Linked DNA regions of Homo sapiens: region 1 is linked to region 2. Evidence: chromatin loops called from intact Hi-C (ENCODE). Cell type or tissue: endothelial cell of umbilical vein. All regions are shown on one strand. Links, peaks and the distances in the headings refer to the core of each region. The heading gives the core; the rest is flanking DNA.

Region 1 (2,920 bases), core at 137-2,636, 60 kb before region 2:
CCTGGAATGAGCATTCACTGCCAAGTATGTCAATGCCAATTACTCACTCGAAGGCTAAGAAAATATCACTAGATCAGTCCACTAGGTCTACGGGTCCACTGTAAGCTGGACCTTTAGCAGAACTCCATCAATTACCTGGCCACCACATGCAGCCACTCTAACAGAAGGGGATGATATTCTAGGCATCTGGACATCAATTTAGACCCTGTGTCCACAAGTCTTCCAAATGTTTGGCTAATCACTTTTCTCCAGGATGTAGTTATCAAAAGAAATTGCTATCAGACCCTTTGGAAAAGTACCTGGGGATTCATTTCTGTTGTACTTGTACTGTTATAGGTCCTTCTTCCTGGTGTTTGGCCACCTCTCAAGTAATGTTTCCATTTCTGAAAACTGGCTCAGTTCCAGAAGCTGGGCATGGAATCCTGATTTTTTAAAACTGGGACAAGCATCTTTATTTATTTTTTTCAATTGAGACAGTCTTGCCACATTGCCCGGGCTGGAGTGCAGTGGTGCAACCACAGCTCACTGTAATCTTGAACTCCTGGGCTCAAGTGATCCTCCCACCTTAGCTTCCCCAAATGCTGAGATTACAGGCACAGGCCACCGTGCCTGGATGGATTTTTTTTTTTTTTTTTTTTTTTGCCAGCTGAGTAGTACCCTTCTTAGCTGCCCACCTGTTTTGCCTCCAGGGATGCCATGTTTATTGACCAGTTCTATAACCATACAAGTGAGGTCCCCTTGGCTGCCACTCAGACCCTGCTGGCTGCTATAATTGCAATCCTCTGACTTCTGCCAGCTAAGTGTTGCCTTTGGCTTCTTGGGTTTTTTTCTTTGGTCCCCACTATGTCCCAGAATGGCCTCTTTTGTCTTAGGATCCTATCATCCCCAGTGCTATCACCCAGCCAAGTTCTGGAACAGCCTTTCTATTGTCATTCTTGCCTACAGAGATGAGCCATCACTGAATATTTTAGTGACATCAGTGCCCCTTTCATCATCCTATGTCTAATGATCTTTATAAATGACGTGTTATTTACACCTTCATGTGGAATATGATCGTCTCAAATGTCTTCTAGATGCACGGAGTATATAAATTTCAACATGCCCACACCCCTGAACCTTTTACTCCCTTCCACCACTGTCTGCCATAGCAATTTTGCCATTTCAATTTTGCTTACCATGGCCCATGGCTTTTTCCAAGTGTGGTGTTTTAAAAATATACTGGCAAATTTTTTGATATTCTTCCCTTTAGAAGATGAAGCCTAATTCCTCTCCTTTTGAATATGGGTAATTTAGTGACTCATTTCTTCCAAATAGGAAGTAGCCGAAGTGATGGTATGCAACTTCTGAGGCTGGTTCACAAAAAGGATACAGCTTTCTTTTGTCCTTTGTCTTTAGATTGCCCTTGGAATCCAGCCATCATATTGTGAGAAAGCCTCGGCCACAGGGACCGGCCGTGTAGGGGTGTGCTGGCTGACATCCCCAATCTGGGCTGCAGCCAATCTCCAGTATCAGCTGTCAGACATTCGAGCAGATGAACCTTCACTCATTCCAACCTCTAGCCTCTGAACTGCTCCAGCTGAGGCCTCAGACACTGTGGAAGAGAGATAACCAATCCCCACTATGTCTGACCCACAGTAACCTAGAGAGATCACCGATCCCCACTATGTCTGACCCACAGTAACCTAGAGATAAGAAATGATTCTTGTTTTAAGCCACGAAGTGTGGAGTAATTTGTTAGGCAGCAGTAGCTATACCGCCATTCTAGGAGCCATCCTTGCAGGAAGTCTGCAGCCACTCTTTGCCAAGGTGTTAAATCACGTATTTCAATAAACACATCTATGCAAGTTTACATTCCAGCTCCCTTCATCAAGCACCCTCATAATCCAGCCCCAAACTTTCCCAGCTCCTGTCAGTACATGTTGGCTGGGTGGTACAGCTTGTTATGGGCTGAAGTGTGTCCCTCTCAAAAGATGCTGAAGCCCTAACCCCTGGTCAATGTGAATGTGACATTATTTGGAAATGGGTCTTTGTAGACAAGTTAAGATGCGCTCATTAGAGTGGGCCCTAATCAGTATGACTGGTGTCCTTCTAAAAAGAGGCCCATGTCGAATGACCTTTGTCAATGATGTTACTTATGCCTTCGTCTGGAGAGACACACACAACAAGATCACCATGTGAATATAAAGGCAGGACTGGGACAATGCCTCTATAAGCCAAGGAACCAAAGACTGCCAGCAAACCACCAGAAGCTGGGAGAGAGGCATGAGACAGATTCTCCCTCCCAGCCCCAGAAGGAACCAACCCTGTGAAAACTTTGATCTCAGACTTCTAGCCTCCAGAACTGGGAGACAATAAATGTCTGCCCAGTTTGTTACTGAAGCCCCAGCAAACTAATAACGCAGTTCTTCTGAGGGGGAGGGAGCTATATTCTCTTTTCTATCTCATTGTTTCCAGCTGAATAATGCAAAAGAAACAACCATAATTATACATCTACTGAGCAGTAAGTGGAGGGAGGAGGAGTAGTGTCAGGTTAATAGGAGAGGTGAGCCACCCCGGCAGGCTTCAGGTTCAAGGCAGGCCAGGTGTGATGGCTCACTGGAGCCTAGAAGTTTGAGACAAGCCCGGGCAACATAGCAAGACCTTGCCTCTACAAGTAATAAAAAATGTATCCAGGTGTGGTGACACATACCTGTAGTCCCAGTTACTTAGGAGGCTCAGGTGGGAGGATCGTTTGAGCCCAGGAAGTTGAGGCTACAGTGGGCCATGATCCAGCAACTGCACTCCAGCCTGGGCAACAGAGTGAGACACTGTCTACGAAAAAAAGGTTTAAGGCAGTTTGGGGAGTCAAAACCTTTGAAGGCATCTACCCAGGTATCTCCAACCCATGTATGACGGGCTTTTCTTTTCTTTCTTTTTTTTT
Region 2 (2,920 bases), core at 163-2,662:
AATTATGGAATCTTCCAGTTTATGATTGTGGAATATTTTCCCCTTTTTAAAGGCCTGCTTCAATTTCTGTCAGTAATGTTTTTATACTTTGGAATACAGAAGTCTTGAGCACCTTTTATTAGATTTATTCCTGTTACAAGTGCTGTAATTTGTAATTTTCTCTACTGATTTGTTGCTTATATATAGAATTGCAATCTATATTATTATTATTTTAAAATGATGACTTTGTGCTGGGCGCGGTGGCTCACACCTGTAATCCCAGCACTTTGGGAGGCCGAGGCAGGCGGATCATGAGGTCAGGAGATCAAGACTTTCCTGGCTAACGCGGTGAAACCCCGTCTCTACTAAAAAAAATACAAAAATTAGCCGGGCGTGGTGGTGGGCGCCTGTAGTCCCAGCTACTTGGCAGGCTGAGGCAGGAGAACGGCATGAACCCAGGAGGCGGAGCTTGCAGTGAGCTGAGATCGCACCACTGCACTCCAGCCTGGGCGACAGAGCAAGACTCCATCTCAAAAAAAAAAAAAATGATGACTTTGTATCCAGTTATCTCACTAAGTTAACTTATTAGTTCTTTGTTTACTCATAATTAGAAGTTTGTCTATATATCTTTTGTATTACCTGTCTACAAAAATCACATTATTGGTGAATAATGATAGTGTTATTTTGTCCTTTCCAATACTTAAACTTTTATTCTTTTTTTTTTTTTTTTTTTTTTTGGTTTTTTTTTTTTTGCACAAGCTAGAACCTCCAGTACAGTGTGAAATAGAACAATGTTGAAGAGTGGGCATTCTTGCCTGTTTTTCCATCTGAGGAAAAGCCTGTGGTAATTAAGTATGATGTGTTCTGTAGTTTTGTTTGCTTGTTTGTTGGTAGAAACTGTCAGATTAAGAACGTTCCCTTCTCCTTGTTTGTTAAAAGTTGTTATCATGAGTTGGGATTGAATTTTGTCAAATGCTTTTTCTGCTGCTAGAAAGAAGATCATATGATTTTCCTCCTTCATTAATTTGGTGAATTATTTTGATTAATTTTCTAATGTAAAGCAGCCGTTCATTTGTAGAATAAATCCCACTTGGCCATAATATCTTACCCTTTTAAATATACACCCAGATTTAATTTGCCAATAAGTTGTTTAGGATTTTTACGTCTGTTTTCATTAGAAAAATTGATCTGTAATTCTTTAAGAAAGGAGCCCATTGCCAGCCTTTGATGAGTATGCCTAGCTCACAGCCTCAACTGTTAAACCAGCGTTCAAATCTAGGTCATGCTATTGGCAGAGCAGTCCCTGGCCAATGGCCAAGTAAGGCAGTGGGACAAGGGCCTATTTTCTGTTAGCATGGACTTTCCTTAAAAACAGCATTGGGCTTGTGGAGACTGTCAGTTCTACATTGTGGCTTGACAGCTCCTCCTGCCCAATCTTGCTACCTGTCTTTTCCTATCACAGATTTTTATTCTTTAGTAATCCTTTTGCATGCCTGAGCCTTTCTCAGCGTCTGCTTTGTGAAGAACCCAGCCTGTGACACACTTCCTCTTTTTTTTTTTTTATATATTCTCCTTGGCTTGCAGTTTAAGTCTGCATTTATTTACAAAGTGTAAGATATTACTACCATTGTGTGTATTTATTTATTTTTTTGAGACAAGGTTGTGTTCGGTCACCCAGGCTGGAGTGCAAGGGCGTGATCTCGGCTCACTGCAAGCTCCACCCCCCAGGCTCAGGTGATCCTCCCACCTCAGCCTCCCTTTTACCTGGGACCACAGGCACACACCATCATGCTTGGCTACTTTTTTGTATTTTTAGTGTAGTCGAGGTCTCGCCATGTGGCCTGGGCTGGTCTCAAACTCCTGAGCTCAAGCAGTCTGCCGGCCTCCCTCCCAAAGTGCTGGGATTACAGGCGTGAGCTCCCATGCCCGGCCCATTGTTTTTTGTTTGTTTGTTGTTTTAATCAACCATACATTTTTATTCTTTCTTTTACTATATACATTCCTTCCTGAGATTCTGTATTTTCCTGGGTAATCATTTCCTTCTGGCCTGTAGAACTTCCTGTATGTTCGTTATACTGTAGCTTTGCTGGCAACTTCATTTTTGAAGGTTATATTTCGTGGTGGTTTATCTTCTTTCAGCAATGCAAAGATATTGTTTATAGGCTTTTGAGAAGATGCCAGACCATTGTTGCTCTATTGACAGTAATGTGTATGGCCGCTTAAAAAGTGTTCTTTTTATTTGAATTGCAGCCGTCTTACTATGACATTTAGAGGTGATGTTCTTTGAAAATTTCCTGTGATGTTCTTTGAAATTTTCAAGATGTCCACAGGGCTTCTTGAATCTGTAGAATGGTGTCTTTCATCTGTTTGAGAAAAATTACAGCCATCTTCTCTTACTATATTGCTTCTTCCTCACTTTTTTTCTTCTCTCCTTCTGGGACTCCAGTTACACTTATACTTTTTCCCTGAGTCCTACATTTTTAATGTTCTTTTTTATATTTTGCATTCTTTCTTATATATACTTCAATTTGTATATTTTCTATTTTCCTTTATTCAAATTCTTTAATCTTGTCTTCTGAAATTTCTTTTTTTTTTTTTTTTTTTTTGAGATGGAGTCTGGCTCTGTCGCCCAGGCTGGAGTGCAAGTGGTGCGATGTCAGCTCACTGCAAGCTCCGCCTCCTGGGTTCACGCCATTTTCCTGCCTCAGCCTCCTGAATAGCTGGGACTATAGGCGCCTGCCACCGCACCCAGCTAATTTTTTTGTGTTTTTAGTAGAGACAGGGTTTCACTGTGTTAGCCAGGATGGTCTCGATCTCCTGACGTCATGATCCACCTGCCTCGGCCTCCCAAAGTGCTGGGATTACAGCCATGAGCCACCGCTCTTGGCCCTGAAATTTCTAATCTGCTGTGAAATCCTGATGAGTTCCTTATTTTAGATAT

Evidence for each region. Hi-C counts contacts between places; a loop is a spot of excess contacts. Peaks named below come from ENCODE experiments on the same cell type or tissue, not always from the same donor. Only the 100,000 strongest peaks of a DNase experiment are listed, where the experiment ranks them.
Region 1: it touches region 2 in a loop (2.1-fold over the local background); 6 of 110 quality-filtered maps call a loop at or near these places.

Annotation. Positions count from the first base shown.
Region 1 is chr21:46,454,328-46,457,247 of GRCh38, forward strand. LOC124905046 (a long non-coding RNA gene) reads right to left here. Exons shown (of 2, transcript XR_007067915.1): 2 at 1-1,591. Among named protein-coding and RNA genes, the nearest start is that of DIP2A, 3.1 kb to the right of the region's middle. In endothelial cell of umbilical vein, for the core only: no CTCF peak of the experiment used is centred there; a DNase peak (open chromatin) is centred at 1,434; H3K27ac peaks cover 2,036 bases.
Region 2 is chr21:46,513,925-46,516,844 of GRCh38, forward strand. All of the region lies in intron 8 of DIP2A (disco interacting protein 2 homolog A), which reads left to right. Among named protein-coding and RNA genes, the nearest start is that of DIP2A-IT1, 53 kb to the left of the region's middle. In endothelial cell of umbilical vein, for the core only: no CTCF peak of the experiment used is centred there; a DNase peak (open chromatin) is centred at 1,387; H3K27ac peaks cover 893 bases.